Linked DNA regions of Homo sapiens: region 1 is linked to region 2. The links are chromatin contacts, found by Hi-C or POLR2A ChIA-PET in ENCODE. All regions are on one chromosome and are shown on one strand. The core of a region is the stretch at or near the end of the contact, and the rest is flanking DNA. Distances in the headings are between cores, read along the strand shown. Region 1 overlaps ZSWIM9 (zinc finger SWIM-type containing 9). Region 2 holds the start of KDELR1 (KDEL endoplasmic reticulum protein retention receptor 1).

Region 1 (4,356 bases), core at 299-2,798, 210 kb after region 2:
CTGGTCTTGAACTCCTGGGCTCAAGTGATCCTCTCGCTTCGGCCTCCCAAAGTGCTGAGATTACAGGTGTGAGCCATCGCACCTATTATATTATCAATATTACATGTTATGCGTTACATATTATAATATTAATATAATATATAATATTATATTATATAATATATAATATATATAATATTATATATAATATATATAATATAATATAATAATAATATAATATATAATATATATAATATAATATAATATATTATAATATAATATATAATATATATAATATATATAATTAATATATAATATATAATATATATAATATAATATAATATATAATTATAATATATAATTAATATAATATATTAATTATTACATTATACTGTTATATTACTACTGTATTATTAACATAATAATATAGAACTCTTTCATTAGATTTTATAAGTGAAAAAAAGGTGAAATTTCTGTGTAAAAGTGATGGATTGAACACCTCTCTAGTTTCACTCTCTCTTGAACCTCAATTACATCTTTTTTTTAAAATGGCTTTTTTTTTTTTTTAAATCAGAGGCAATATGATAGGGACAGAACTTTGGAAACTGGAAAGCAGCTGGACATGCTAATCCCACCCCACCCCTAAAAACCCATGAATCCTAAGCCAGCAATTGAGGGATGCTGAGAACCGGTAGCAAAGTCCTCAAAAGGAGCTGGCAACACCAGGCCAGTTTTGCAGAAGGCAAAATAAAGACGAACTGAGGGCTGTTTCAGCAGCAGCTAGACCTCCAAATCTCGTTTCCCCTCTCCCCTTACTCTTCCCCCACCCCCAGTGACTGGGGGTTTATTCTGTAGACAGGGTGAAACAGAAAGGGGCCGCTGGCTTTGGGGACATCTGGCCCATCTGAAGATGAGGGAGGGGGATTCTGAACCCCAAGTGGGTACTGAGTGCGTCTTGCTGGCTGAATGCCTGACAGCTCCCTGCCTCTGCCCCTGCAGCTCCCAGAAGCTGGCAGCCTGGCCCTGGCAGCCTGGCCTTCACCCCCCGCCAGGAGGCCAGAGGAGTTTTCTCAGGGGGATTTGACCAGCCCCAGAGGAAGAACGAAAGATGGTGACATCTGGCACTCCCCAACGTATAAAGCAAGATGCAAAACAGCATGTACAGGCCGGGTGTGGTGGCCCCGACCTGTAATCCCAGCACTTCAGGAGGCCAAGGTGAGTGGATCACTTGAGGTCAGGAGTTTGAGACCAGCTTGGCCAACATGGTGAAACCTCGTCTCTACTAAAAATACAAAAATTAGCCAGGCATGGTGGTGCATGCCTATAGTCCCAGTTACTCAGGAGGCTGAGGCAGGAGAATCACTTGAGCCCAGGAGGTGGAGGTTATAGTGAGCCAACAGCGTGCCACTGCACTCCAGCCTGGGTGACAGGAGTGAAACCCTGTCTCAAAGAACAAACAAACAAACAAACAAAAACAGCGTGTACACTAGGCTGCCCTGCTTGCTGGGGGTGGGGGGTGGCGGGGCAGAAAGAGGAAATAAAGTTAAAAATTAAAGTTAAACATACAGACATGCAAATTGACCTGTATATGTGCAGAGCTGCGCTGTCCAATCCAGAAGCCACTAGCTACATTAGGTTGTTTACATTTCGATAAATTAAATGACAAATTCAGTTCCTCAGTCATACTGGCCTCATTAAGCATTCTGTAGCCATGTGTGGCCAGTGGCCTCTGGATTGGACAGTACAGATAAGAACCATTTTCTTTCTTTTTATTTTTTTAGACAAGAGTGTCACTCTGTTACCTAGGCCAGAGTACAGTGGCATAATCTCAGCTCACTGCAACCTCTGCCTCCTGGGTTCAAGCGATTCTTGTGCCTCAGCCTCCCGAGTAGCTGAGATTACAGGCACCTGCCACCATGCCTGGCTAATTTTGAATTTTTAGTAGAGATCAGGTTTTGCCATGTTGGCCATGCTGGTCTCGAACTCCTGCCATCAGGTGATCCATCTGCCTCAGAGTCCCAAAGTGCTGGGATTACAGGTGTGAGTAACCATGCCTAGCCTGGATAAGGAACATTTCTATCATTGTAGAAAGTTCCACCGGGCAGTGCTGGTCCATAGGATAGAAAGCGAGATATGATTTATAAGCTGCTAATAACTCTGCAGGGGAGGGGACCTGGGGGACAGGATGTGATAAGACTTTTCACCACATACCTTTTTTAGAACCATGTGAATGTATGACATATTCAAAAAGTAAATATTTAAATGTTGCTTCACTAATCTGTCTCTCCTGTCCTAGAACTTCTTCCTCCTTTCTTTCAAGAGCATTAAGGGGCTGGGCACGGTGGCTCATGCCTGTAATCCCAGCACTTTGGGAGGCCAAGGCGGGGGGATCACCTGAGGTCAGGAGTTCAAGACCAGCCTGACCAACATGGAGAAACCCCGTCTCTTCTAAAAACACAAAAATTAGCATGGTGGCGCATGCCTGTAATCCCAGCTACTCAGGAGGCTGAGGCAGGAGAATCGTTTGAACCCGGGAGGCGGAGGTTGCGGTGAGCCAAGATTCCGCCATTGCACTCCAGCCTGGGTGACAAGAGCGAAACTCCGTCTCAAAAAAAAAAAAAAAAAAAGTATGAAAGCAGGTCAAAACACAGACGCAGGAGCCAACCGTGGTTTAGCCGAGATTCCAAGACAGCCTTCAAAATGAAAAGACAACTCCCCTTCCAGGGAAGGCTCTGATCTATGAATGAGCTGTTCTGCACAGGGACAATCCTGCAGAGGGTGGGTTCAGGGAAGAACAGCTGAGGCTTATTTATGTCATGGTGGGTAGTGGAGGAGAGTTACTAGATCAGCAAAGACCAGTGGAGTAGGAAGTGCATGTGTGTTTGTCCCCATGGTGAAGGTCATGGGTCTGGATCCAGGCTGTGTGGGTCCGAAGCCCAGCTCTGTCACTAAATAGCTGTGTGACTTTGAGCCAGTTACTTGACTTCTCTGTGCTTCAGTTTCCTTGTCTGTAAAATGGGGATGAGAATGGTGGACTATTTCCTCATAGGGCTCAGGTGAGATGAAAATGAGTTATAGTATGTAAAGCACTTAGGGTAGTGCCTGGCATATAGTAAGTGCTTGATAAACATTAGCTAAAATTATTATTATGTCGGGACAGAGGCCTGGGCTTGGGCTGGTGGCTTGAATCAGGGCTTCTTACTGGGCATGAGATGAAGACAGGAAGAGTGTGCCAGAGCTGAATCTCGACTTTACCCTGCCTTGGGACCTCTTCCACACACAAGGGAGACAAAGGCACAGCCAGGAGGAGAAACCAGTTCTTCCCCTACTTTCTCATCTTTCTTTCCTCTTTAAACTTCAAGTTCACCCCAAACTTGAAGTTGGATTAAAGCCGCAGAGATTCCTTATGGAGCAGCAGCCATCCTCACTGTTCCTCCAACACAAGCTTGCTCGTGCCTCTGGGCCTTTGCACTGGCTGTTCCTTCTGCCTAGAATTCTCTTCCCTCTGATGACAGAATGAGGGTCCCTTGCCTCTGTTCCATCTCCTCTGCTTCACCATCATTTGCTAAAGAGACCTTCCCTGACCAATTCAAACAGCACCCTTAGAACTGTCCCGCTCCAGGCCCCGGCCTTTTTCTCCTTGATGATAACTTATCGCTCCATCACATTACAGGACATAGCACTCTTCCTTCTCCTAATTCTCCATCTGCATGGTGGGTTCAGGTGTGTTCTCCCCTTGAGAACATTCATCAAACTAAGTATTTATCATTTGTGCATTTTCTGTTTGTGCAGTTCAATTAAAAAAAAAAAAATTTAAGTAGGCCTGGCGTGGTGGCTCATGCCTGTAATCCCAGCACTTTGGGAGGCCGAAGCAGGACTGCTTCAGTCTGGGAGTTCAAGACTAGCCTGGGCAACATAGGGAGACCCCCCCCCGCCAAACATCTCTACAAAAACTAAAAAATTAGCTGGGTGTGGTGGTGCACGCCTGTTGTCCCAGCTGCTCGGGAGAATGAGGTGGGAGGATTGCTTGAGCCTGGGACATCGAGGGTGCAGTGAGCCATGACTGCACCACTGCACTCAGCCTGGGTGACAGTGAGATCCTGTCTCAAAAAAAAAAAAGATTAAAAAAAAAAAACTTACATAGCATTTGTCATCACTGTGGCTCCCCTTCTTGCTAGCACCCAGCCAGCCCCTAGTGATGTTACATCATATTTGGACATGTTTGTCAGTTGTTGGTTTTTCCCGCCAGAACTGCAGGGGCGTTCTGGCAGTTACCTCTGCAAGGCAGCCAATAGCCATAGGTGGCTATTTAAATTTCAATTAATTAGAATAAATTCAGGCCGGGCGTGGTGGCTCTCGCCTGTAATCCTAGCACTT
Region 2 (4,670 bases), core at 2,082-4,581:
GGCGTCCAGCGACCCCAAGATTCCGAGGAGGGCTCAGAGAGCCGATGTCGGGGGGCAGGCCCCGGGGCGGCGGCAGTGGTGGTGGCGGCAGCAGCGGCAGCCCGGACCTCCTGTCTGTCCCTGGCTCCGTCTCTCCTTCCTCTTCCTTGGTCCTGTCCTGCCCTGTCTCTCCCCCAAGGTTGCGGCCACCTGGACTAGGCGAGGACGTGGCTACACATGTTGCTCTGGAAGTTGGGCCCCGGACATTGCAGAGGCTGTCGGGGTGTCCTCTTGCCGCCCCGACCCCGTGGGGATCCCCCCTCCGCCCACCCGGGGTGCCCCCCTCTGCCGCTTCAGCCCCGGCTCCTCCCCCCTTTCCATGTGTCCAGTCCCGCCTCTCCCTGGCTCACTCGCACCCCCGCTTTGTGCCCTCAGCCCCCCCACCCCCCCTTCCAGCGTCTGTGTCTATCTGTCTGTCTGGGTCACCTCTGAAGCTAGTGGCTGGTGTGTGCGTGTGAGGAGCGGGAGATTGCCTGCTTGGGGAACTGCTTGCCCCTTCCTCGCTTGGCCACCTCTAGACCCCCCCTTGACTCCCCCACTCTCAAACACAGGCAGAAACACACATACACTCACGCACACACGCACGATCTCACTTCCCTGGGATTCCCCCTCAACACCCCCAGAGCTTGAGGAGGGACACACACACAGACACACACACACAGAGTGGGGGGTCTAATGGGGGCCAGGCTGCCACTGCTGATAGGGGCTGTTTGGACAGACAGGAGGACACAGGCAGCCGGGGACGCCCAGACGCCTGGCCGGACGCAGGCAGGAGGCACAGAACCCAGGTACACACCATCCATCTGGGTTTGGGGGGGCCGGGGGGAAGGAGCGGGAGCCCCACGACACCCAGGCAGGCAGCTCAGGGTCGGTACAGACAGACAGACCCCTCCCTCCCTCCGCCGCCGCAGCGCTTACAGACACACCCCCCCTCCACCAGCCAGCCCCAGACACCCGGACACACAGATCCTCACCGGGCAGATGGCAGACGCTCGAGAGACCCCTGGGGGCCGGGCCGACCTACCCAGGCAACACCCCCAGCAGGCACCGGTGGCCGAGGGAGGCTGCGGGAGGCTGCGGGCGAGGGTGGCGGCGGCGGCCGCGGCTTGGAGGAGCTGGAGCGGGAGGGACTCACACACTCGCTGTGTTCTCGCACACACACACTCACTCGGGATGCGATTAACATTCAGTCCCCGTCTGCCACTGCCGGGAGACCCACAGCCCCCCCTCCTGGCCTCCCTGGGGACCCCTTCTCCTGCCAGGCTTGGGGAGGGGGCCGCCCCCCACCCCTAGCTACCAGCCTCTGCCTTCCTCCTGGGACAAGGGAGTGAGGGGCTGAAAATAAAAAGGGAGGAAGAAGTCAGGCTGGGGACAGGCAGGCAGGGACTCAGAACCCGGTATGGAGACACCAGCTTCAGAGCTAGACTCCAGGGCTGGGGGTTGCTGCCCTCTGCCCCCGCCCTGCCTTGAGGCTCTGGAAACAGGAGGCCTTTCCCTGACTTCAGTGTTCGCCACACTAAGACCCAAGCTGTGGCTTTTATTGCCCCAGAAGGCCAGGCCTGAAAACCAGGTCTCGACCCTGGTCCCAGGAGTCCCACCCCCCAGCCCCTCCTCCCTCAGACCCAGGAGTCCCCTTCTCTACTGGGACCCAGGAATTTGGGGACCGCCTCCAAGTCGGAGTCTCTTTTAAGGACTCAGTCATCCCGACTCTCCCCCGTACAAGCCACCCTCAGGGACCCAAGACTCGTGGATGTCACCCTTGGGCACCCCGTCCTTCCAGCCCTCTGAAGAAATCAACACGCCTGCACCCCTTCTTTTATTGAGGGACCCTGGCCTCCATCATCTGTGGGTACCCCATCATCCGGAAGGGAAGCCACGTCTGTCCCCTCATAGATGCAGGAGTCCAGACCACAGGCTGTTCCCCGGGGGTCCCACACCCAGATGCCCAGCATTCCCCTCCTGCTAGAGGGCTGGGCCCGGCACTTTTATAAAGCCACCCGTGGGGCTCTGGGGTAGAGCGTGGGGCAGGACACCGGGGCCTCTGAGGGTGGAAGAGGGTGTGTGTGTGTGGGCAGGGCAGAAACTCTGGAGCAGGGGGGAAGCCAGGGCCAGGGGCTCCTGAGGTAGTTTGGGTCAGAGTTTTGGCCTTGAGCCTCCTGGGTGAGGCTCCTGTTTCCTTCATCCTCAAGGTCTGGGAGAACAGGGTGAGGTGCACATTCCTGAAAAAGAAGAGAATCAGGGCCTAAATCTGTGGGTCGTAAAGGGAGAAACTGTAGATCTAGATTCTTAAGGTTAGGATGTTTGATCCATAAGATGGTGGGGGTGGGACCCTAAGTTCCAAGGAACAGCGTCCTAGGAGGGAAAAGGGCTGGGGCCCTGAACTCCTGGGTCTGAGGGAGGAGGGGCTGGGGCCCTGGACCCCTGGGTCTGAGGGAGGAGGGGCTGGGGCCCTGGACCCCTGGGTCTGAGGGAGGAGGGGCTGGGGCCCTGGACCCCTGGGTCTGAGGGAGGAGGGGCTGGGGATCTGGACTCCTGGGTCTGAGGGAGGAGGTGCTGGGGGTCTGGACTCCTGGGTCTGAGGGAGGAAGGGCTGGGGGCCTGGACTCCTGGATCTGGGGGAGGAGGGTCTGGGGGCCTGGAGTCCTGGGTCTGAGGGAGGAGGCTGGGGGCCTGGACTCCTGGGTCTGAGGGAGGAGGCTGGGGGCCTGGACTCCTGGGTCTGAGCGAGGAGGAGCTGGGCCTGGACTCCTGGATCTGAGGGAGGAGGGGCTGGGGGTCTGGACTTCTGGGTCTGAGGGAGGAGAGGCTGGGGGTCTGGACTCCTGGGTCTGAGGGAGGAGGGGCTGGGGACCCAGACTTCTGGGTTTGACGAACGGGCTGGGGCCTTGAGTCCTGGGTCTAGGGGAGGAAGTAGGTGGGGTATCTTTCTTGTCTTCTGGGGGATTGGAGTTAGAGTGCCTGAAAGCTGCAAAAGCTAGCAGCTGAGCCTCCGGGTCCCTGCAGGATTTTTCAAGCTCAGAGGGCAGTCTCTACATCCCTGCAAGGGCTGAGGCTGGTGTACTGGACTGCGTCTCTTCCAGAGACACAGACTGCCTGGGCGAACCGGTGCTGGATTTGGCACTTTCCGAACCCTGCGACCCTCCCAAGTTCCTATGGGGCAGCTTTGGGGGTGCGTTTAGCGCCGCCACGGCAAAGCAGGAGGTGGGCGATAGGGGGCGCCGGGGATCCAGGCCCCGCCCTCGGGGGCGGAGCCTCTCCTCCCGGACTCCTCCCCCTCTCGCTCTCCTCCCTCTTCCCGGCTCCAGCTCCGCCGCCAGCTCCAGCCTTTGCTCCCCCTCCCAAAGTCCCCTCCCCGGAGCGGAGCGCACCTAGGGTCCCTCTTCCGTCCCCCCAGCCCAGCTACCCGTTCAGACCAGCAGCCTCGGGGGGCACCCCCCCGCCAGCCTGCCTCCCTCCCGCTCAGCCCTGCCAGGGTTCCCCAGCCATGAATCTCTTCCGATTCCTGGGAGACCTCTCCCACCTCCTCGCCATCATCTTGCTACTGCTCAAAATCTGGAAGTCCCGCTCGTGCGCCGGTGAGAGGCCCACCAGGGCTGGCGAAGGAGAGAGATTGCGGGCGGGGGTTGGGGGACGTCGCAGGACTCAGGAAGGGTTTGGGGGCACTAGGGGCACAGGTTCCACCCCCACTGCTTGCTGGGGATCTCTCTTCTAGGTTCTGGGTCTCCAGGGGATCAGCTCCCTTCCCCAGACTGGCGGGGGTGCATACAGTTTCATGTGAATGGCTTTAGGCCCCCAATTCAGCCACCCCCAGCCCCAATCTGGGCAGCCCGAGGGTTCATGGACCGGGAACAGGGAACCATGGCAGGCGGGGAGGTGGCTGTGAGTTGGTGACGTGGACCGTGGCGGCCAGGAAGGGAACGGGAGGGAGGTGACCGGATCCGGGGCCTGAGGTCAGGGAAGGTCCTCCCTAGGCCTCACCTCAGGTCCAGACTGCGGGAGGACCCTGAGGGGCCAGGGGTAGCCATGAGGCCTAGTCTGGGACGGAGCCTCGGGCTGGAGTAGCTTCGGGGGCCTGGGCTGCCCCCTGGCTGTGGTCCGTGGGAAAGGGCCCTGCTCAGGCGGGGCGGGCTGGGGAGGCCTCCGGGGACAGCTGCACTCCAGAGCTGCCTCCAGGCTGGTCCCGGGCGCCCTGCCTTAGTTTATTGCCCATGCAGCCCACCCCCAGCTTCCTCTCTCCTTCTGTCTGTCTGTCTGTCTGTCTGTCTCTCTCTCTCTCTCTGTCTCTCTCTCTCTCTCTTTCTCTGTCTCTGGACCACAGGAATTTCAGGGAAGAGCCAGGTCCTGTTTGCTGTGGTGTTCACTGCCCGATATCTGGACCTCTTCACCAACTACATCTCACTCTACAACACGTGTATGAAGGTAGAGGCTCCACCCCACCTCTCTGGCCCCCACTGAGGCAGAGGAGCCGGGTGTGGGTCCCAGACTCCTAGGTCTGAGGGAGGAGGGGCTGGGGGCCTGGACTCCTGGGTCTGAGGGAGGAGGGGCCGGGGGCCTGGACTCTTGGGTCTGAGGGAAGAAGGGACTGAGGCCTGGACTCCTGGGTCTGAGGGAGGAGGGGTTGGGGGTCTGGA

Evidence for each region. Hi-C counts contacts between places; a loop is a spot of excess contacts on that map. ChIA-PET counts read pairs that join two places held with the same protein, here RNA polymerase II (POLR2A). Pooled maps may share reads with other maps.
Region 1: a loop to region 2 is called in a pooled map, with 2.3 times the contacts of the local background. The contact joins the enhancer-like site here to the promoter of KDELR1 in region 2. A Hi-C loop is called at or near these places in 1 of 37 single-sample maps with no recorded cell type and 9 of 50 pooled maps. POLR2A ChIA-PET finds 5 or more read pairs at or near these places in 1 of 52 experiments (activated B cell).

Annotation. Positions count from the first base shown.
Region 1 is chr19:48,183,388-48,187,743 of GRCh38, reverse strand. All of the region lies in intron 3 of ZSWIM9 (zinc finger SWIM-type containing 9), which reads right to left. Among named protein-coding and RNA genes, the nearest start is that of ZSWIM9, 15 kb to the right of the region's middle. RefSeq lists an enhancer at 942-1,001. Within about 2 kb of position 1,548, at least 2 of the 41 ENCODE cell types and tissues checked have a DNase peak (open chromatin) inside an H3K27ac peak, as active enhancers do.
Region 2 is chr19:48,390,212-48,394,881 of GRCh38, reverse strand. KDELR1 (KDEL endoplasmic reticulum protein retention receptor 1) reads left to right here and starts at 3,331. Exons shown (of 5, transcript NM_006801.3): 1 at 3,331-3,614; 2 at 4,358-4,458. The coding sequence starts at 3,524. GRIN2D (glutamate ionotropic receptor NMDA type subunit 2D) reads right to left here and starts at 1,214. Exons shown (of 14, transcript NM_000836.4): 1 at 1,014-1,214; 2 at 1-224. RefSeq lists a silencer at 3,175-3,494 and an enhancer at 4,365-4,504.